2 separate regions of the Homo sapiens genome follow, and region 2 is linked to region 1. Evidence: chromatin loops called from intact Hi-C (ENCODE). Cell type or tissue: endothelial cell of umbilical vein. All regions are shown on one strand. Each heading gives the region's core, and the rest is flanking DNA. Links, peaks and the distances in the headings are about the cores only. Region 1 overlaps STRBP (spermatid perinuclear RNA binding protein). Region 2 overlaps STRBP (spermatid perinuclear RNA binding protein).

Region 1 (16,151 bases), core at 3,068-11,067:
TCTACTCTAGCACCTTTGGTTCTGCCTGTGTCAGAAGTAAAAAATAAACCATTAATAAAGTGGCTTCTTGCCTCTGAGAGCTTATCCCGCAAAGAAATGTTGAACTGTTCCCTGTAATTTCTGTTAATTATAAAGCACATATATGAATATAAATAAATACTAAGAATCAAGATTTTTAGTGGAAGAGGAAAAAAATCCAAGAGGTTCATAAAAAAAAATTGTAACGTTGAATTGGAATTATCTATATGAACTCATGCTTTTGTGTTTCTTTTTTCCAATTTTGCTTCACATTTAATAATAATGTTTTGAGCTCATAATGTCTAGATATTACCTGATTGTTGAACATTAGTATGAAGAGATCTCCCTGAAACAGTGGTACTATATTATTATTTTAAAAACTAATGTATTTCTTTAACTGGAGAGTTTTAGATTGACATAAAAATTGAGCATGTAATACAAAAAGTTTTCATATCATTCTATCCCCTCACTCCCACCTCATAATTCCACCTATTTTTAACATCTTACATTACTGTTGGCACGTTTGCTAAAATTAATGAGCAAATATTGATATGTTATTATTTAAAGTATAATTTGCATAATGTTCATTCTGTTATACAGTTCTGTGAATTTTGAAATATTTATAATGTTATGGTTACCATTATGGTCTCATAAAGAATACTTTCATGCTTTAAAAATCCCGTTTCCACTTATTAACCTCTGTCCTCTTTCTCCAGAAATCTTGGCAACTATTGATATTTTTATTGTCTTTAGTTCTGCCCTTTCTGGAATGTCATATAGTTGGAATAATATATTACATAGCTTTTTTTAGATGAGCTCATTTTTATCTATCTATCTATCTATCTATCTATCTATCTATCTATCTATCTATCATCTATCTATCTGAGCTTCCTTCATGTCTTTTTTATGCTTTGATGGTGAACTCCATTAAATCACTGAATAATATTGCTATCATTTGCCTTTTTTTTTTGGTATTCACCTCGAAAGACATCTTTTTTGCTTCCAGTTCTGATGATTATAAATAAAGCTGTCATAAACGTTCCTGTGCAGGTCAACTGGGTAAATACTTAAGCACAATTTTTGGATCATATTGTAAAAGTAGATTGTGATTCCTAAAATTTGGTAGATTTCATAAGAGAAACTATCTGGGTTTGGTGCCTTCTCCTTTTGGAATATTCTTAATGTTAATTCAACTTCTTTAAGAGGCATAGGCTTATTCTGATGATCTGTGTTTCTACTGTGACCTTCGGAAGAGTATGCCTTTCCAAGGAATTGATACATTTTACTGAGGTTATCGATCAGTGGCCGTAGAATTGTTCATAGTACTCCTTGATTATCTTTTTAATTCCCAACAGTTTAGTATAGGTGGCTCCTCTTTTATTTCTGATATTAGTAATTTGTTGAACTCATGGTTTTAAAAATATTTACTTGCTCTATTGACTGAAAGGGCCTAAAAGCAATGGCAGCCAGCAGAGATGAGCATATCTAGTGCCCATATATTGTTTTTTTAATACCATTTGCCACTAAAAGGAACCTCGGAGAAGTGGCTGATTCCAGGTGTGGGACCAGAAGAGTGCTGTCTAAGTCTGGAACATCTTGTGTCAAAAAGCAAGGGAGCTGTGAAAGGCTCGGGGCACATGTCTGAAGAACACAGGAACTCACTTGTAAAGGCTACCACAGGCCAAATTTGAGACAACTTGAACATTACAAAATGGTAATAGACATTGAGTGGAAAAAAAAAAAAGAAAACACTGCCATGATTTCATAGTGAGAAAGAGAAGGAAAGAGCGAGGAGAGGGGTAGGAAGGGAGGTGAAGAGAAAGAGAGAAAAGCGAAATCTTCTTTGCAGAAGATTGCCAGGTGATAAATGTAAAAGGAATTATATAATGAGAAAATCACCTTTTTGTATACCCCACATAATAATCTGGTTCAGGTAAGGACGATCACTGGATGCCATAACTATTAGGTGAAAGACTGTTGGGAGAAGAAAATATTTACACAGTCTCAAAGTATCACTTTACAGGTTACTTTCTACTTAATAAAGGGAAAATAATTTTACAATATAGAGATCTGTCATTCACCACCTTAATGAAGTGACTAAAACTTAAGATCAAGGAGCTGGTATCAAGTACCCCCTGACTTGATGCAGTAAGAGCTATGCACCATCACCTTTGTTTAAATCATTGCCGGAAATGAAGAAACAATCAGAGAAATCAGAATGTGGAGCGTTCTTTAAAACCCTTGGTCTGGATTCTTAAAAAAGACGCTGAAGTATTTATTTAGGGGTGAAGTCAAGATGTCTGCAACTTACTTTCAAATGGTTTCACAAAACACAGAGATACAGCAAATGTAGCAAAACGTTAACTATTGATGAACCTAAATGAAGAGTACACAAGTGTTAATTTTAATAGTCTTTTAATTTTCCTGTTTTCAAAGTGTAGATTTTTAACAGTTAATTGATAATAAAATATGACTCTGAAGGGTCTTAAGAGATCTTCTAATCCAACCCCTTGTTTTTACAAATGAGGAAAGTGCGACCCAGGGAGACTTGTCTGAGGACACATCAGCTGGTTACTGATAGAGCGTGAAGAGCATGCCTATTCTGTCTTTTGCCACCACCCGTGGAGGATGTGAGTGGCAAGATGTGGGAGGAATGGCAAAGGGACAGAGAGAGGGTCTTTGGGAGGAAGGGCTCTCCGGAGTCATGGTAGGAAAGGGGCACCCCTTAGTAGGAGCATGTTGTGGGTCACAGCCACAGCCAAGATGAAGGAGATTATGACCTGAAACACAGGCAGGCCCGAGAGACCCAACGCTTCACCCAGCTTAGCTCCTCCTTTTCTCTTTTTAAAAATTCTTTGTTGTTTTCTTTCTCTAATTATTCTTTCCACTACCTTAAAAAAAATCTCTATAAACAAAAAACAAACGTCTCTATTTTATTGTCAGTTGGTCATTTTGCTTTTTCCACCAAGAATTAACGTGATGTCATGGAAATAATATAAATTTTGGAGCTAGATAGACCTGATTTCAAATTCCAATCCTGCGTACTAGCTCTGCAACTTGGAAGTCACTTAACCCTGCTAAGTCTTGGTTTCTTCATTTTTGACAAGTTATTTCTTCCTACTTTGAAAGGAAGTGGCATTGTACTGGGGCATTTTAAAAAATAAATCATGTTTTCTCCTCAGTTATTTGGAGGTTAGTTATACAGTCCTGTTAGTGGGTTTCTTAAAAAAATACAGTGATACATTGTTGACTTGTTGGAGTCTATTGTTAATTGGTAACTGGTAGTACTGACAATGTCTGCATCTTAGAATACTTTAACTTCCTTTACCCTGTTCTCCACCTACATGCCATTTTAGTTGTTTACATTATTGTATACATTTAAGCCCACAAGTTTAGTCATTCACCGCACAATGAAGTTTCAATGACAGACTGCTTGTACAATGTACAGTGGTCCCATGAGATTATATCATATTTTTACTGTACTTTTTCTGTGTGTGGATACATTTAGATTGTGTTACAGTTGCCTACAACCGTATTTGGTAGAATAACTTGCTGTACAGGTTTGTAGCCTAGAAGCAATAGGCTATAATAACCTAGGTGTATAGAAGGCCATAACATCTAGGTTTGTGTAAGTACACTTTATGATGTCACACAATGATGAAATTGCCTAGTGACACATTTCTTAGGTTGTATCACTTTTGTTAAGAAATGCATCACTGTATTAAATAATATTTGTCATTTTAAAAATAATGTTATAACTGTTCATATTCACTTAGATTTACCCATATGCTTACCTCTTTATTTGCTCTTTTTCCATCTGAATCTCTAATTTTTTATCTGTAATAATTTTCTTTCTGCCTGAAGAATACCCTTTAGAATTTCTTTTAATACAGGTTTACCTGTGGCATACTCTGTTTTTGTTTATCAGAAAGTTCATTTGTTTGCATTCATTCCTGAAGGCTGTGTATTTACTAGATATAGAATTGTGTATTGGCAGTTATTTTCTTTAAGCACGGGGAAGCTCCCATTCTGGATCCATTGTTAATATTGAGAGCTGGCAGTGTGTCCCTCCTTTGAAGGTAATTGTCTTTTTTCTCTCATTTAAATTTTGTAGCAACTCTGTGAAATACAGGTTTTATTGTTGTTAGTACAGATGAGAATAAAAACTCTGGATAACTTGTCCCTTTCACACAGCTAGAAAATAGTGGATTTAAATCCAAGTCTGTGAGACATCAAAGCCTATACTTTCCCCACTTTGCCTTACTGCGTCTCGCTAAATAAAAGTACACGTTCATCAATTTAACAGTATTTATTGAGCTTCTCTTATATGTATAACTTTGCTATGAACTGAGGTGGATACTGGATTTTGGGACATAATTCTGGCCTTCAATTTATAGTTTGGAGAAAAGCATGTTGAAAACATTCAATTTGTAATATGAGGCAGTATGTGATTAATAGCTAAAATGGTGATAGCCTGTGGTAATTACTAAAAGAGTTTAATGCAAAGAGAATTTTACAATTGGCTGGATATGTCAGAGAATATCCTGTGAAGGAGGTGTGACTTGGTCTGAACCCCAGGCAGAGTTTGTGGGGGGTTGAAATCGTAGAGACTCTTTGGGTCGGGGGAAGTTACGTGAATAAAGGCATGGGGACTGAATGATGGATTTGGGGAATGGCAGCAAGGTTGATTTGGTTCTAGCTGAAGATTATAAATATTGTTGAAGATAAGGTTGTATGTGAGGTGGTGTGTCATTATGGAGATTGCAAACTCCTGTTCTCTGTCTTTTAGGGCATAGGGAGCCCTTGTAGAATGGTTTAGGGACGGGGTGATACAGTGATTATTTACAGGGCAAGAGCTTGGCTTGATTTTATCTTCCAACCTAAATCTCAATTATGACTTTGTCACTTCCTCATTTATATTGTGGGTTAGTTAAATTTTTCAGGCCTCTATTTCCTCATCCGTGAATTGGAAATAATAGTACTTCTTTTATAGGGTTGTTGCAAGGATAAATGAAATGATATATGCAGTGTACTTAGAACAGTAAGCGCTATGTAAATGTGAGGCATCATTTTATTATTATTGTTAGTGTTATTAAATTAGATTATGTATGTTAGTATTCACCCTGATGCCTGGCACATGGTTAATCATAATTCCAGTCACTAATAGAATATATATGGGATAATTAACCAAATTATATTTTCCCACCCCTGCACCTTATATAGGAAATTTATGTCCTTTAAAAGTCATATTTAGGCCGGGCGCGGTGGCTCACGCCTGTAATCCCAGCACTTTGGGAGGCCGAGGCGGGTGGATCATGAGGTCAGGAGATCGAGACCATCCTGGCTAACAAGGTGAAACCCCGTCTCTACTAAAAATACAAAAAATTAGCCGGGCGCGGTGGCGGGCGCCTGTAGTCCCAGCTACTCGGGAGGCTGAGGCAGGAGAATGGCGTGAACCCGGGAGGCGGAGCTTGCAGTGAGCCGAGATTGCGCCACTGCAGTCCGCAGTCCGGCCTGGGCGACAGAGCGAGACTCCGTCTCAAAAAAAAAAAAAAAAAAAAAAAAAGTCATATTTAATGTATAAATAAGCTGTATAATTCATTTAGGTTATTTCCTCATTGCATTGTTTTTGATTACATGTTACATATCATTCCCAGTCCACTCCTCAGCTAACTCATTATAGTTATAAAAATAATGGTGAAGAACAGTGAAGAAAACATTCTATGCTAAGAATGTGTAGTAAGAAGAGAGAGAAGGAGGTAATATTAGTTAAATCTGTGATAAGACAGTATATCATAGACAGAAGCTGTGAAGATGCCATAGGAAAGATGTAGGAATTGTGCTGGGTCCTGAATTTAGAAACATTATCTATGGGCATTGTTTAATTTGATTTCTTTAGGAATTGTTTGTAGTGTGAGGATGCTAACTAAGCTTCCACCGTAACTATAAAGAATAAAAAACTGCCTTGTCTGTTAAAATTTTATTTGAAGAGAAATTGTATAAAGCCATTGAAATATCTGGACTGACAAGCTAGAAATGCATTTAAGTGAAGGCTCATTAATCTTTAAGAAGTTGAAAAGCAAACGTATGTGGCAGAGAAGCCAGTGTGGATTTGCAATACTGAATGCCAGCATCTTCAAATATTGTCAGTAAAGGACAGTGGGAAATAAGAATGGACACCACTTATATGTTTAAGTTTAAAATAGTTCAGCATTATATCAAATGCCTTTATTGAAAATAACCTAACTAGTAGCTAATTATAGTTTTAAGGGAGGTTTAACTTTATCTGGTGACTGTTTGCATTGATTAGAATGATTTCACAAGAGAATATGCCTTTAAGTGGACATGCTTTTAATTTCGGAGGAAGTAAACACATGGTGCTGTTCTTAGGTTGTATTTCAGATCTTCTGTGGTCTAATTGGCAATGATTTTTACCTTGTTTTCACTGACAACTTAGAAAAGACATTCTTTAAATACTGTCTCATTATTTTTCCCATTTCTTTTTCACATTCTTTGTGTTTCTTATAAATTGGCAAGGGAGTATCTTTGCATATGGTTTGTTATTCTTGGAATAAGATGCTTTTTTTTCTTTCTGGTCTTGTTTTCCTAACCTTTAACCATCCTGTTAACAGATGGTTAGATTATCCTTCTACTCTATCATTTTGAGTAACTTTGTTTTGAAAAAGCCCAACTTCTAACAGTGACTTAAATTTTTACAAGATAGTATCAGTAACTCATTCATTATGGCAGCTTTGATTCTTGAGGTTCCTTTTATCTTTCGGGTTGAGTTTGTATTTATATGTAATACTAAATGGGAAGCCTGACTTTAAGTTATTGGGTGATTATTTCTTCCTGACATCGGAACTCAATTTTTAGTTGATTCATAGCACCTTGAGAAGCAGATAAGGCAGGTATCTTTTACTTGAGGGCACTTAAAATTGTAGAGAACCATAGGTTTTGGCACCTAACAGACTTGGATTTAAATTGTAGATTTTCCCTTGTGTACCTTTGGACAAGTGACTTAACTGAGTTTCAGTTTGTAAACCTTAAAATAGAGACTGATTGTATCACATTTACCTTGTAGAGTTGATGTGAATATTAACTGAGGTAATTAATGCAAAGTGTCCTGTACACTCTATGGAACATGGGAGATAAAAAATGAAGGCTCACTTGCCAAGGTAATCAGTTTTACAAGATGGGACATGTAATTGTACATGATATCGTAGCAGTGTTTGCTATTTATATGGGTAGTTCCCTTTATCTGAGAATAAAGCATCTTTAGAATGAATCGTGGTCAGGACCTCAGTTCAAGTACACTCTGATAAGCTTGGATTTGCTTCTCAGTGACTAAAGGGTAGTAAGCACAGCAGCTGTGGTCACGACATATATTTGCATGGAGCATGATAGACATTTCTATGGCAAGACTGTCTGTTGTAAATTATGAGCCTAGCTGTGCTCCAACTATAAAGAATGATGAGGAGTTGCACGTATTCCCACCCTGAAGTACCAGGAATTATAATTGAGTCATCAATCATTTATTCATTTGATTATTCGCTTGACAACTATTTGAGAGCTTACTATCTAGGCATTGTGATATATACTAGGGGTATACAGCCAAGAGCAAAACACAGTATCTGCCTTCTAGGAACATGTAGTTACAGAGCTGGTAAGTGGTAAAACATAGGGCAAAACTAGTGCAGTGTGAGATATGGGAGGTCTTCTTCATTCAGTCCATGCCAGGCAAAGGATTAGGAAGGGGGTAGCGGTACAGGTCAAGATGAGAGGACGCTTCCTGTGGGAGAAGGCACTGTCTTAAGTTGAATGCAGAATAAGGGTGGAGGGTTTAAGATGTTAAGGATGGTATTTTGAAAAATTTCATTCCAAGGGTTAAACATCTTATTTCTGTGAGTAGGTTACAGAGTAAGCATGGTTGAGTCTAATTTTCAGCAGAGGAGTGGGAAATGAGATGTCCGAAATCTTTCTTTCACTGTTATCAGACATTAGGAGTAGACCTAACTTTGTGCTTTGGAAATATAAGAATCCAGAATCGAACTTGGAAGCTGAGGGCCTTCTTGTTCGTAGAATTTTAGAATGTTACCAACACTGTATTTATTGAATTTATTTATTTTATTTTTTTGAGATGGAGTTTCGCTCTTGTCTCCCAGGCTGGAGTGCAATGGCACGATCTCAGCTCACTGCAACTCCGCCTCCTGGGTTCAAACGATTCTCCTGCCTCTGCCTCCCCTGTATCTAGGATTATAGGCACGCATCACCACACCCGGCTAATTTTTATATTTTTAGTAGAGACAGGGTTTCACCATGTTGGCCAGGCTGGTCTCAAACTCCTGACCTCAGGTAATTTGGCCTCCCAAATTTTTGGGATTACAGGCATGAGCCACCATGCCTGGCCTTATTGAATTTTTATAATTTGTATACAATAAATATTTGTTAACTGAATAGTAAATGAGATTGGCATGGCTCTGGTTCTTACCCTAACCCCAGCTTTAAGAATTAAGATCAGAGTGGCTGTAATGATTGGGTGAGCTATGTAAGTAATGGGCTTCAGGCTGGGCACAGTGGCTCATGCCTATAATCCCAGAGCTTTGGGAGGCTGAGGCTGGAGAATCGCTTGAGCCCAGGAGTTGGAAACCAGCCTGGGCAACATAGCAAGAACGTGTCTCTACAATAAAACAGTTAGCCAGTGGTGCATGCCTGTAGTCTTAGCTACTTGGGAGGCTGAGGTGGGAGGATCGCTTGAGCCCAGGAGTTCGAGGTCGCAGTGAGCTATAATTGTGCCACTGCACTCCAACCTGGGTGACAGAGTAAGAGCCCATCTCTTTAAGAAAAAAAAAAAGAAAGAAATTGGGCTTTGGCATCAGGCACCTCCACTGACTTAGTTACATGCTTGCCTAAGACCATAACCCAGGAACAGTGGACTCACTATCCATACCAAGTGATTATTAACAAGAGGAGCAAAAATGTGGACACCAGAAACTATAATGCGAAGCAATCTATATGCCCAGAGACTAAAGTAAAATTTTGTTTTAAAAAATCAGCCAGGATTTTGTACATATATATACACCCACACACATATAAACACGTGCATAAATGTCAAGATTCATAATACTGAGATTTTCATATTTGTTCATTCATATCTGTATGAATATAGTATAGGTAGGTACAGTTGTCTGAGAGGAAATAAAACTTGTTTTGAGAACAAAGAGGAGGGAGAATTAATGTTACACTTGGGATGGGATGAGGGAAGGCTTTCTGGAGAGGTAGCATTTGACCTGACTCTTTCAAGAGAGGGATGGTCTGTTTTGCAGAACCTTTATTAGCATAATGAGTCATGAGGAGTCCCAGCTCTGTAGACAGGTGGTCTGATTCTTTCTTTTATTTTCTTAATTTTTAATAAAAAATTTTTATTTCCATAGGTTTTTGGGGAACAGGTGGTATTTGGATATATGAGTAAATTCTTTACCTGTGATTTGTGAGATTTTGGTGCACCCATCACCCAAGCAGTGTACACTGAACCTGATTTATAGTCTTTTATCCCTCACCACCCATCATTCTTATGCCTTTGCATCCCCATAGCTTAGCTCCCTCTTATTAGTGAGAACATACGATGTTTGGTTTTCCATTCCTGAGTTACTTCACTTAGAATAATGGTCTCCAGTACCATCCAGGTTGTTGAGAATGTCATTCATTCCTTTTTGGGGCTGAGTACTGTTCCATTTTGTGTGTGTGTGTGTGTGTGTGTGTGTGTGTGTGTGTGTATACATATATATATATATACACCACACTTTATCCACTCATTGATTGATGGGCATTTGGGCTGGTACACATTTTTGCAATTTTGTGAATTGTGCTGCTGTAAACATGCATGTACAAGTATCTTTTTCATATAATGACTTCTTTTCCTCTGGGTTGATACCCAGTAGTACGATTGTTGGATCAAACGGTAGTTCTACTTTTAGTGATTCTTTTTTTTTTTTTTTTTGAGATGGAGTCTCGCTTTGTCACGCTGGCTGGAGTACAGTGGCGCAATCTCGGCTCACTGCAATCTCCGCCTCCCAGGTTCAAGCAATTCTGCCTCGGCTTCCTGAGTAGCTGGGACTACAGGTGCGCACCACCATGCCTGGCTAATTTTTGTATTTTTAGTAGCGTCGGGGTTTCACCATGTTGGCCAGGCTGGTCTCGAACTCCTGACCTCAGGTGATCCACCCGCCTTGGCTCCTAAAGTGCTGGAATTACAGGTATGAGCCACTGTGACTGGCCGCAGGTGGTCTGATTCTAGTCCTGGCTCTGTCGCAGACTAGCTGCTTGATCTCAGGTAAGTCACTTCATTCCTCTAAACTATTGTTTCCTCTGTCCAGTTGGTATAATCATATTCTCCACAGATGGTTTTTGAGGATTAAATGAAGTAATTCATGTAAAAGATGTAGCTGAGTATTTGGGCATTATTACTGTTAGGGTTTTGTGGGTAGGCTTTTTGAAGCTGAATTTAGTCGATTCTGTTCTCCTGCCTTAATAAAGTTATCAAGTTTCGAAAAACGAACCTGGTGGCTGTACTTTTCCATTTATCAGTTACACATTCTGAATAACTGAGATTTTGTCAGGATTCTTCTTGAATTGGAGAATTTGTTGCATACTGAGAAAACACCAGTCACAAGTTCATGGCGTTATATTGCTGTCCCTTGAGTTTCAGTACGCTGATTAGGTTGGAAGGGTAATCTTCCCTGCTTATATAAGACTGTGCTTTTCAAACTACTACCATGACTGTTAGTAAATGAACCTTCATTGCGGCCTTGGGAGCACATAGGTGGGTGATGATTATTTTTCAGGAAACAGAATTTACAGAGCCAGGGAAAAGCCTTTATGGCTGAGTGGCCATTTCAACACTATAGCCCTGGTCTCCTGACATAGTTCTATTTTTTTATTTAATTTTCTTTGAAGTCTAGTCATCAGACCTGAATTTGCACTTAATCTCTGCCATTTACTAGTTGCATGATCTTGTGAGAGTTTTAAAATTTATGAGTCTGGCCCTTTTATCTGTGAAATACTGAGATTTTGAACCACACAGGAATGTCTGTGATGCAGAATTTACTTTGCTTAATTTTTAATAAGAATTGCTTTGTATAACGCTGTATGGGAATGCGTATTTGTGTATTTAAGACTCAAATTTATTCACTTATTGGTGTCTTGCCTGGTAGGAAATGTCTCTATTTCTAGATTGTCTTCAATGTTCTTATCCTGCTTATCTGTGGATAATATTCTTGATAGTCATGTGAAGGATCTATCTTGGGAAAGCCAAGGACATCTGGGAATGTTTGACAGGTGAATAACAACTAAATAACTGAATCGACTTCTCACATCATTGCTGGCGTTGCTTGTTCTTTCCTCCTTTTCTGTCTCTTTTTTGGCTAGGGAGGGGCGTTGGGGGTGTCAGTATTATCCAAATAGTTGGATAGTTTAAAACCTTGCAGCTAATAAATATACGAATTTTAGTAGTTTGAAGTTTGTTTTCCACTGGAAATTCAGGCAAGAGATCCATTTTACATATGAAAATCATTCGACAAATGCTTATCAATTATTAATATATACTGTTTTCCTCATGAACCCGTGTCAGAGGTAGGTGAATATAAAGTTCTGTGAGTACCGTATTGGAAATGACAAAATGCGGTAATTGAAACTCACTAGAACAAATTCTTTTTATAGTCTTACCTTCCCCTGAAGTGTTAAATGTATACACGTGCATTTATTTATTAAGTGGCTGAGTTGTTAGGAAAATCCTAATGTTGAGTTTTCTAATAACTGAAAAAAATCCGTATTAAGGAAGAAGTTTTGCATTTTACTTTTCTTATTCAGAGCAAAAGGTTGGGAAAAATACTAAGGTTGACTTGAAAGTGTCATTCAGGAGTAAGAAGGTTCTTTTTGAGTTAGTGTCTATATTTTAGGGGTTAGGTGAGAAGTCATCTTGTAAAAAGCAAGATTATTTTCTATAGATTATGGAAGTTTTTGTTCTCTTTCTAGTATGTAGCAAACTGAGTACTTACTCAGTTGCAGTTTTATTAATACTGTTATATTGGATATACCATGAGTCAAATTATAGTCTGTGAATTATACTCATATGTGATAAGTTAGGAGGACACTATATTAGCAATTCAATATTTTAAAGTTATCCATATTAGGAAAATAGTATAACAACTCTTTATAGTTGAACCGATTTGGCCTAAATTTAAAAAATTATACTTCAGTCAGGAAGACCAAAACTTAATTTAGTAAAAATTTAATATAGGCTGAGAAGCTTTTTAAAGAATTGGTTATAATGTGCACAGAATTAGATAATGGATTAGTCATAGTCCTTGTTTATGACATAGTTTCATTGGCCTGCAATAAGCACTTGTTTATCCACCATTGGGGAAAAAAAAGGTAGGTACTTATTATAATAACCTATATGTGACTTCCAGGTTTCCCCAACCATCCTATCCCCATGGCTTCCTCGACAGAATTCAAACCTGAATTTTGTATTCACCCTCTTTCTGTTTTTATTTGTCTTTATCACATCTTTATGGATTCTTAGAAGGAATACTTTTTTATTTTGGTTTATTTTTTATAAAAAGGTTATTCTATGATGTAATCATTTGGAACTTATTGTTTTTACTTAATGTAATGCTAAAATTTATTCATAATGTTGCATGTCATTGTAGTTCATTCACTTTGTCGAATAATCTATTATCTTAATGTACATAGTTTAATTCATTTACCTGTGAATGGACGTTTTGCATGTTTTCCAGGTTTTTGCTGTTGTGAACAGTCTTGCTATGAACATTCTAATATGTGTCTGTTGTTTGTACATGTGTGAGTTTCTCTTAGTGTATACCTAGGAGTAAAATCCCTGCATAATAGGTTATGGGACTTCAATTTGTGGAAGACTGAACATTTTTTCCTACCATCAATACATAAAAAGCCATTGTGGGTCCACATTTTTTCCAGTTCTTGGTATTTTTAGATTTCTGGTGTTTTTGGAGCTTGAATAGATGTAAAATGGTATTTCATTTTTATTGCATTTGGTTGATCTTTTTTTTTTTTTGAAACGGATTCTTGCTCTGTTGCCCAGGCTAGAGTGCAGTGGCACGATCTTGGCTCACTGCAGCCTCCGTCTCCCAGGTTCAAGCGATTCTCATACCTCAGCCTACTGAGTAGCTGGGATTACAGGCGACTGCCACCGCACCCAGCTAATTTTTGTGTATTTTTAGTAGAGACGGGGTTTCACCATCTTGGTCAGGCTGGTCTTGAACTCCTGACCTCGTGATCCACCTCAGCCTCCCAAAGTGCTGGGATTACAGGCGTGAGCCACTGCGCCCGGCCTGCTTGATCATTTTTTATAATAATGTTTCTTCTATTTTTATTGGTTTTGTGTTTTACCTTCTGTGAAATGCTTGTTCTTGCCTTTTTTTTCTGTTTTTTTCTTATCCTACTCCTGGATTTTTTTTTTCTTTTCTTTTGGAATATAAAAAGACTTCTTTTTGTATTCTTGATGTTTATCTTTTGTTGGGTGTATGTATTCCAAAAATCTTGTTTGTAACTTGTCTTTTTACCATCTTTAGGGTGTTTTTTGATGACCAAAAGTTCTTGATTTTAATACTCAGATTTATTTTATGGTTATACTTTTGTGTCTTTAAGAAATAATTGACTTTTGTTTTTCTCATTTTCGATGCCCATATCTGTTAACTCTATAGTTGACACTTATTTAAAGGCTTGAGATTGCAGTGGTAGAATAGATGAAGAAGATAGTTTAAGAAAATGAAAGAACAGGAAGCATTTTCGAATATACCAATATATATAACTACAAATTGCTCATTCCCAACCACTGAATAGAAAATAAGCCTCTCTTAAAAGCTAGATTCACATTTGTTTTTTGAATACAAGTATCTGAATAAGGTTCACTGGTCTGCTACCATGACTTTTCCCTAAATTCTCAGCAGCCTATATGTTTCTTGAATGATTTACCCTTTCTCTGAACCTTGTTTATATATATGAATAAATTTGTGTGTGTGTGTATGGCAACCATTGATGAGAAAATGAGTATGACCAGTGTAATTTATCGAGACAAACTTATTATTTATTTTGAAAATTATTTTTATTACTGAGCTTGAAAATATTTCATTCTGCTTATCAACATTGTATGGTAAATACCTGTATCTCCTGTCACTTCCATGTATGCACTCTGTTCTCTAGCAGATTTGAAATCTGGAAACCTCCCTCATCAGCACACATGTGCACACATACATGCATACATACACCCCATACTCTTTTAGAGCCATCCTCTTTACATGTTGTTTCTGCGTTGGGAAAGTGTACATGGTGAACTTCTTGTGGTTTACTAAGAAGAATATGATTGTAGGCATCACAAAAATAACATATTGTGTAGTACTTTATCAAATGCTTTTACATTTTTACATTTAATTCTTACCACAAATCTATGTGATTAGGTGGGCAGGTTATCATCCCACTTTAGAGTGTATTGTTAATACTGAAGCCTTGAAGACATAAAGTCAAGTGCTTTCCTGGTATTTGTAGATGCTTAGTAAGTATTTGTTGGTTAGATGGATGAATAAATGGCTAGTTATGCTCACCCTGATGTTCTTTCGATTATACCATAGCATCATATTTAACTGTGCCCCAGCTGAGGTCTTGATATATAGTAGAAACTAGAATGTTTATTGACTAAGACTTCTAAGTATTATGGGTAACTAGTTCTAGACTAGCCTTCTTGCCATAAACAATTATGAAACTTAACAGAATATATGTGGGAAGATTTTCAGGCTTTGGGCAACAGGCTGCACAGGATTGTGATCTTGACATTTATGAGGAGAGCTCAGTGATTACTCCTGTTCTCTGCCTGAGGACAGTTTGCTGAGCTGGAATGCAAGCAGAGCATGTCACCTAACCATGTTGAGGAGGCAGAGGTTGGAGTTTGGTACACTTGAGACAGCTAAAGTGTTCGGGGAAGGGAACCAGACAAGAAGAAGCTGTACAAGAGAGGTTCCCAAATGTTTGTTTGTGAGTCTCTTGTGAATTCTTGTCAGAGTGTTGGGCTGTCCATGATGGGGAAAGACTGGAGGGTTTATCAGGTGGCTGCCACAGGATTGGCAGTGGAACAAATACTAGAAGTATGTGGCTAGGGGATGTTAAAACTTTGTCCCAGCCACAATTGAGAGACCTCCCAGGCATCTGGATGAAATGCAAGAAAGACCATGTGGTAAAGCTGGGGTAAGCAATACTGTTAAATCATAGCCATACTTATTCATGTATATGTTGTTTATGGATGCTTTTATACTACAATGGCAAATGTCAGCAGTTGCCACAGAGACTGTGTGGCCCACCAGTCTACAATATTTACTATTTTGCCCCTCCCCTTAAGAAAAAGTTTGCTGACTCCTGCACTAGAGTAAGTCCTACTCTAGGACCCTCTTAACAACAAACTGTGCGCTAGCTAAGGTCTGTAAGCAAATCCTGATGAAATCTGCGGAGAAAGCAGAACTTGGAGGCTGAGTTCTGCCAGGTTACAGGACTTGGGAAACATCCTGGGCTTTCCATAGATCTGTCCTAACAAAAGTATTACTGGAGTTAAAATTAGAATGTTTTGGGGCAGTATTACCTTCTTTGGTGCTTTTTGTAACCTTCGTTATAGTGACAGTGACTTTAGCCAGCACCCTCGAATACTTTGAATGTCTTGTTTACTCCCCTAGATAATTCTATGTTGGAATATGTCTCATTCCACTTAAAAAAAAAAAAAAAACTTACAGTCTTCTTTGATGGAGAACTTTCTTGTACCTTCTACTCAATATCAATATTTAGTTTACATTGAATACTTATTTTGCTAGTACCGGAAGGCTAAAACCAAAGCTAAAGTAGCTTCTTGCTAAAGAGGATCAAAGTTCCTTTTGTTTCTACGTATCTTACGTGTTCACATAATTTTAAAAATATTTTGAAATTAGAAATTGTTTAAAGCTTATAGACAAAAATAGAATATGATAAACAACTGTGTGTTCACCACAAATATCTCTCTCATATTCTAATGTTTTACCAAACTTGTTTCAGATTTTTTTCCTCTAAGAAATAGTAGC
Region 2 (8,000 bases), core at 1-8,000, 79 kb after region 1:
ATCTTATGTGGTCCGAGCAGGAGGAAGAGAGAAGGGCGAGGAAGTGCCACATACTTTTAAACAACCAGATCTCTTGAGAACTCTGCCATGAGACAGCATTAAGGGGATGGTACTAAACCATTAGAAACTGCCCCTATGATCCAATCACCTCCCACCAGGCCCCACCTCCAACACTGGGGATTTCAATTTGACATGAGATTTGGGTGGGGACACAAACCATATCAATGGGGGATGAGGAAATTTGATCACATACCAAGGGTGATGGAGGGTGATTAAATATTGAGGGTGAGGGATTCTGGCTAAACCAATTTAGCAGGATTCTTGCTACAACATGGCTCTTAAGGACAAGGCCAAAGGATGGGGCCTTGATGAAAACATGGCTCAGAGGATCCTGTCTAGAGTTTGGTTAAGAGAATCTTTATCAGTTGCAGAGGTCTGAGAACTCCCTGCTTTTTTGACTTCTTAGCATATGCTAGTAAATACTGTTAGAATAACTGTTCATAAAAAATGATTTGATTTGAATTTTTTGGTTACACTGTGTTGGACACTTCCCTGAGATATAATCCACCAGTTATATAAAATATTTGTAAATGTATTGAAATATGTTGCTGTAATAATAATAAGTGAATCTGATATGTGAGAAAAGGGTGGAGAGAAGTATTAAATAATTTATATTAGCCTATTTTTATTGTCTATGTTGAGTCGAGAAAAGATGACTGTCCTTAGTTTTTATTGGAATAAACAAATCAAACTTATTTGTGATGTTTGGCTTTGACTTGCAGCCTGTGTTGGCTAGTGTTAATTCGGAATGATAGCTGTTCTTGGAGATGAGATTTCTCAGGGAGAGCATATTTACAGGACTCAGACAGTGGAGAAGGTGTTTTTAAAATAAAATATTAATAAGTATATAAACAAATGATGTTAATGTGCTTAGTGTAAAGTATTACCTGAGCACTTTTAGAACTTAAGATGTTAAAAAAGCGTTCTTGGCTTTACTCCCAAGCAAATACAAGACATTTTATTTATGATAAGAATGCCAAGTTCTCCATATGAATTGTGTGAATTAATTTCGAGTTCTCTTGGTACAGACTTCTATGTAGGTCGATTTTTTGGTTTAGGGTAACACTGTTTATATTGGCAAAATCCTTTATACAAGATGCAGTTGTTTATAAAGGCTGGCTTCTCATTTGTGTGGCCACCATAACCATTTTTTGGAGCACCTATTATGTACAGTTGTTACTATAAAGAAATATGATGTTGCTTTTAAATCTCAGCAACTTAAAACAGTTAAAAATGGAAACGAATGCAAGGGTCTTTAGGAATCTGTCCCTATATCCTCTGATGTAAACCTCTAATTAGTGACAAAGCTATATCAACCTCCTTTGAAAGAGGCTTACAAAAAGTGAACATATTCTCTTGTAAACATCTAAAAAGCAGTATAATCAGGAAGGTATTAAAAGGCACGTGTGTGGAGGTGTGTGAGCATGCCTGTGCACAATCATGCACACACATATACACATTCTTCTGAAAGCTTTATTTCAAAAAAGTAAGACAAATCCTGGGGATCGACTGAAAGTATAAGAAGTTTGAACGTTGGAGGTAGCCATAATCAGCCCTTGAGAGAGAGGGATGGAAATACAAGACTAAAATTGTTCCTGGCTTATTTAGTATAGAGAATAAACCTAGAGACTGAATCTTGTTTTTTTTTGTTTGTTTGTTTGTTTTGTTTGTTTGTTTTTTTGAGACAGAGTCTTGCTCTGTTGCCCAGGCTGGAGTGCAGTGGCGCAATCTCCGCTCACTGCAACCTCCGCCTCCCAGGTTCAAGCAATTCTCCAGCCTTAACATCCCAAGTAGCTGGAATTACAGGCATGCACCGCCACACCCAGCTAATTTTTGTATCTTTAGTAGAGACTGGTCTTACCATGTTGGCCAGGCTGGTCTCGAACTCCTGACCTCAAATGATCCACCCGCCTTGGCTTCCCAAAGTGCTGGGATTACAGGCATGAGCCACCGCGTCTGGCCGAGACTGAATCTTTTAAGTTTTGATTGTGGTCTATGTTGGAAGCAAAGTAGAAAGTTTTAGATGTTATTTTGTAATTGACAGGCAAGTTGGTTCAAAGATAAAAAATTTCTTGATTGCCTTTCTGGGCCAATTTCTCCTAATGGATTGAGTCATATAACTTAGAGGTCAACCAGTATAGTCTTCCTGTTTTGTAGATTGGAAAATTGAGGGCCAGAGGAGAAATACAGGATTAGACTCTCAGATTTTTTCCTTTCTAGACCAGGGTACTTTTTATAGTATGCTACTTCTGTCCTTATCCTATTGGTTTGAACCTAGCTATCCTGTTTGTTTTCTCTACCTCTCACCTCCAAATTAAATGAACTAGGAATAGCATCAGGTTTATATTTGTCATCCTGTATTTAAACTCAATTATCCTGAGGAGGTTTTCCCCATTTTTCCATGGTGCTACCCTGGTAGGTATACCATATTTAACCAAGGACTTACAGATTTAGTACCATCTTGCTCTTCCTGCAAGGTGTTTTATGGTTCAAACACTATGGATTTGAAACTTTTGTTCTCAATATTTTGTCTATTCTCTGGTTTCTCGTGTCTGAATAAAACTGCATTTTAATGTAATTTGTACAGGTATTGCAGGCAATGGGATATCCAACAGGCTTTGATGCAGATATTGAATGTATGAGTTCCGATGAAAAATCAGATAATGAAAGTAAAAATGAAACAGTGTCTTCAAACTCAAGCAATAATACTGGAAATTCTACAACTGAAACCTCCAGTACCTTAGAGGTATACTTATTTTTTTCTCAGAAAAAAAATAACATATATGTGCATTGTAGGAAATTTGAGAGATGTGGAAAAGTATAAATAAAATCAAAAGCATATGCAAACCTGTACATAAATTACAGAGACAGACATAATTATTATTTTGGTTTATTTCCATCCAGTTTTTTTCATGAATCTCTGTGAAGGCAGTCATCTTTTCATGCAGTTTTACATCTTGATTTTTTTCACTTTAAAAATATCTGTAAACTGCACAACACTTGAATATACCCTAATTTAACTAGTGTTTCCTGGTTGCTGGCCATGGAAGCTGCTTCCAATATTTCAGAATATACCAAGAGTATCAGCAGTAACTGATGGGCAGAAAACTACAAGATGTAGAGGAGGAAATTGGGATTATTTGAAGTTTGTGCTAAGCTGCGGGGTACATTGGGTCATCATTTAGTTGGTCCAGCCCTGAAGGAAGGCATAGCCTGACACAGTATGTATCTCAGACCCTAATTAAGTCCCGACTGGAACTTATTGTCGCAGATAATAGAATGGGATGAAATCCAAGTACTGAGTATACACAGTACATTGGGGAGTTCATGGAACCCATGTTTACTGCATTCTATGTAAAGAACATTAGCTTTAAAGTAACAGCAAGAGCTTACATTAGAAAAAAGGCTTAGTTTGTCATTTGTATGAATAAGTAGTTATTAAGGACTTAATTAATAAACTAATTTTTTCAGTCCATAAATCCCTTTTAATACCTGCTTAGTGCCAGGTGTTTCAGAAATTGTGTGCAGAGCCTGGAGATGCTCCCAGGCTAAAAGGGCAAAAAGAGGTGTTTATGACAAATGGTAATATAATGCGATAAGCTCTGTGATGGCAAAATGAACATAATAATGTCAAATCTTGAAGGAGGAAGGGGTTGTGAGACTCTTAGACATAACTTACACAATCATGTAAAATCAAAGGGAGTCCACTGTGAGCAAGGCTTCAGATGATGAGCTTTGCCGTGTGGGGAAGAGAAAGCATTCTGGACTGAAGGACGAGGAGGTGTTATGACTTTGAGTTGTGAAAGTAAATGTTTAAGAAGTGCCAAGTGGGCCAGTGTGGACAGGATTGATGGGGCTGAAGCCTGAGAAAGCCACACTTGGCACTTTGTGTGATGCTGTGGAGGACAGATGATGTCATGGCTGGCTGCTCAGAGGGACCAGTCATTCACAGGTGGCAGTCACAGGTCAAGATGTTGTTTTGCTGACAATGTTACATATACTAAAAGAAAAAAGGGCTCATTAATTATGAGGTCCAGACCATTAAGTACAAAGGTAATTAGAAAGGGAGAGAGCAGTGTGGGCTGCACTAGTAGCAGCTACACTGACATAAAAAGTTTTGGTAGTGACTACATTTATACTTTGTTTCTGTATATTGTAGTAATGGTGGGAAGGAAGGAGAAAACAAAGCCCTTATTTATTTCTTCGTTTAAAATAATAGTACTTTATTAAAATTCAGATATTTTTATGTCTCGACTCATTTTTGTAGACATGATTTCAGGTTTGGAAAGCATAGAGTGATTACTATAGACCTAGTTTCAAAAATCACTCATTATCTTTTAAAGACAGTGACTAGAAATTTGCCTTGAAATTCAAAAAATGCAGATTATAAAAACTCATCAAGAAGAGATGTTTATTGATGTTACTGATGTTTTTAAACTTGTCCTTAAAAATTGTCCTTTGATGTTTCACGTCTGAAGCATCAACCACTTATCCAAACTGCACGGAATACTTTACTAAGAGAATCTTGATTTTCATTAGGTTTATATATGTAATACTTAATATTTTGGGCTGGGCATGGTGGTGCACACCTGTAATCCCAGCACTTTGGGAGGCTGAGGCAGGCGGATCACCTGAGGTCAGGAGTTTGAGTGCACCCTGGCCAACGTGGCGATACCCTGTCTCTACTAAAAATACAAAAATTAGCCGGGTGTGGTGGCAGGTGCCTGCAATTCCAGCTACTTGGGACGCTGAGGCAGGAATTACCTGAACCCAGGAGGTGGAGGTTGCAGTGAGCCGAGATTGCACCACTGCACTCCAGCCTGGGCCACAGAGCGAGACTCTGTCTCAAAACAACAACAACAACAAACAAAAAAAACAAAATTAACACTTTTGGACATTTATTTTGTGTGTTCAGCATTTCTTGTGTGGTGGAATTACAGACATGATCTCTGACCTCAAAAAGTGCCCTATCTTTTGGTTTCTCCTTTCTCAAAATTATAGTTGTATTTTGTGGGTTTATTTGTTAGTTTGCTTTTGATGCTAGCCTCTGTTTTCATTTGCACCTTCATGCTCTTGCATGAATTATTTCACTACTTCTATTCTTATCCTTCCTCAAATCAGTTATTTCCATAGCATGTATCTCCTCTTTAACATACGTTATTTTGCAGTGATGATATCTGTCCCTCCCACTACACTCTAGCTCCTTGAGGGCAGAGAGTGACTGCCTTTATTGTTATTTTAAAATTTCAGAATCCATAGTCTATAGCCAACTGTTTTTACCTTAGGTCCCCTTAAATCTGTTTAGAGTGACTGAGAGGTGTATGGGAACATTTACCCTCTAACATCCCAAATTGAGAGTTATTTCTTCCTAACCCTAAAGAAGAAAAATGATGAACCCTTAGGCATCACGTGAATCCAAACTGTTCTATTCTCGTTATTAGTAATTTAGAGTATTATTCTTAGATCACGAACACTACAGAGCAGAGCCTGGAGTGGCCCACAGTGGTGAGGTTGCATTGATTGGTCTTGAATACTGCTTCGAAGGAAGGCTGGCCAGATGACTGCAATGTTTACTGCTTGTAGAGTTTTTACAGCTTTAATGATATTTTGCCATTTGTGTAAAGAGGTGACTCATTCTAGCCCCTGAGTGCTTTGAAGTAGAATTTTTGAGCCTCCTTCTTAGCATAATTGTATTAATAAGAAATGTAATATTCTAAAATCTTACTTGATTGAACCTTCAGATTCCCTTTCTCTTATAGGTAAGAACTCAGGGCCCTATCCTCACAGCAAGTGGCAAAAACCCTGTAATGGAGCTCAATGAAAAAAGAAGAGGTCTCAAGTATGAACTCATCTCAGAGACTGGTGGAAGCCATGACAAGCGCTTTGTAATGGAGGTGTGTACCCAGACACAAGCCAGCCTTATCTTTCTTCTCAAAGACATAGGATATCCTGAACTTAATGTAAAGTTTTAGACTGAGTCAGTTCTTGTGGCACTATTTGATTTTTGGTGTTTTCTGTGTCATAATCTATTTAAATTAAAAGGACATAGAGGAATTGCATGGGATAATTGCAAGGTGTTATTCTTGATTGTAGGTAGAAGTAGATGGACAGAAATTCAGAGGCGCAGGTCCAAATAAGAAAGTGGCAAAGGCGAGTGCAGCTTTAGCTGCCTTGGAGAAACTGTTTTCTGGACCCAATGCGGCAAATAATAAGAAAAAGAAGATTATCCCTCAGGTATGAGTAAACATTAAACCTTTGCAGAACCTGTGAAAAATGTTAGAGGAATTAAATTTTCTTTCCTGTCCATGTGGCACTTTAGCTTTTTCTGAAGTTGTTTCCTTTTCTTGGACTTGGTGACCTTTGCTTTGGGTTAGGTCACGAATAATATAAATTTGATTAGTGGTTTCATGTTCTATGGACTTTCTAAACAAAATATATATGTACATGTATATTTATATTTATATGTATATATGAGGCTATTAGCATTATTTGGAGGGTTGAGGTCATTCTTGATGAAGTCAGGTTTTGAGGTGATTTGGACCTTAGTGAGGTCTAAGCAGTTTAGTTTGGGGAAGCTGCCAGGAGCACCTGGGGCTTTGCTTTCATCAGCCTGCGGGTGCTCTTCCAGTTCCTTTGCAGTTTCGTGCTTTTGCATTGTTTATTTTGGGTTTCCTTTGCCGACCGCATAAAATTTGGCGCTGTATTGTGTCTGTTCATTACTGACACTGGGAATGTCAGTGCTACTGAATGTCCAGGATCTTAGCAAGGTATTTAGAAAAGATGGCCCTCTAATTACATGCTTGTGGATATGAGATTCTTCCATCCATTCATTTATGCATTCAAAAAACATTTTCTAGTCATACATCATATGCCTGATAGTGAGGGAAAGAGTAAGTAAATATAAGACACATTGTGCCTCATAGAGAGTACTGGTATAATAACATAACATCTGAATATATTATATGATAGAAATTAAAAATGCTTAACGTAATAAAAAGAAGCTTAGATTGTTTAATTCTACATTAAACATTATATTTAGATTCCATTATGTATGCTATGTCCATTGTAGGAGGGTAGAATTGATCTTATTTTACAGGTAAGGAAACAAGGCCCAAAGAAATGGAAATACTTGCCTGTGGTAACACAGCTAATTGATGGTGGGGGTTCCTTCTAGAACCAGGTAGTTCTCCCAAAGGCCATGGACATTTTACTATTGCATATTGTATCCATCTCAAAATTTGTTTTGTATTCATTTAAATTTCTTGTATTTGCTATAATAAACACTGCTTAAATTCTAGGATCCAAAAGGTAGAGAAAACTTATTTTAATGAGATGAAAAAATTTTTAAAGCCTTTAAATTACGCATGTCGAAAACAAGTAGATTTTATTTTCTAAAATCTTCTGGTAAACATAGAACAAAGTATGTTCTAAATTAGTTGAAAGATGATTCTTGTTTTATGAGCTTGTTTTATGGTGTTTTTTCCCATATTACATCTTATGTTTGGTCAGTTAATTTTAGTTTAAAAAGCCCATGTGCAAATATTTATTAGGTAGTTAAGTTTGTTCTACTAGACATGAGCTAGATTTGTGTGGAATCATTCTGCTACTGCCAGATTGTTGCTTGCTGACTACTTTTGACTAAGTCATGTTAAAAAAAGAAAGATGTCTACATGAAGTTCACTCATTTTTAGAAATTTTCCATACTATAAGCTATAAAACTCATGTGTTCAATGTGCTTGACGGCCAAGAAGCAATCTATTTTGGATATGTGGGTTGGTTTATTTCAGAGAAAAACAAAAACGGCAGTCCCTGTGCATGACACAGTTAACCTTGAAACTGTCTCCTGCCCATTCATACTAGAGGTAGAGGTTCCTGCCCATTCATACTAGAGGTAGAGGTTATCCTGGAAAGAATAAAGGATGTTGCATTTTCAAAGTGAG

What was found. A loop is a pair of places that touch in the nucleus more often than their neighbours do. Peaks named below come from ENCODE experiments on the same cell type or tissue, not always from the same donor. Only the 100,000 strongest peaks of a DNase experiment are listed, where the experiment ranks them.
Region 2: it touches region 1 in a loop (3-fold over the local background); 5 of 110 quality-filtered maps call a loop at or near these places.

What each region holds. Positions count from the first base shown.
Region 1 is chr9:123,207,789-123,223,939 of GRCh38, reverse strand. The region is part of intron 2 of STRBP (spermatid perinuclear RNA binding protein); the gene reads left to right. Among named protein-coding and RNA genes, the nearest start is that of STRBP, 53 kb to the left of the region's middle. In endothelial cell of umbilical vein, for the core only: no CTCF peak of the experiment used is centred there; a DNase peak (open chromatin) is centred at 6,539.
Region 2 is chr9:123,134,335-123,142,334 of GRCh38, reverse strand. It overlaps STRBP (spermatid perinuclear RNA binding protein), which reads left to right. Exons shown (of 19, transcript NM_018387.5): 14 at 2,648-2,806; 15 at 5,820-5,954; 16 at 6,154-6,294. Among named protein-coding and RNA genes, the nearest start is that of MIR600HG, 23 kb to the right of the region's middle. In endothelial cell of umbilical vein, for the core only: no CTCF peak of the experiment used is centred there; no DNase peak of the experiment used is centred there.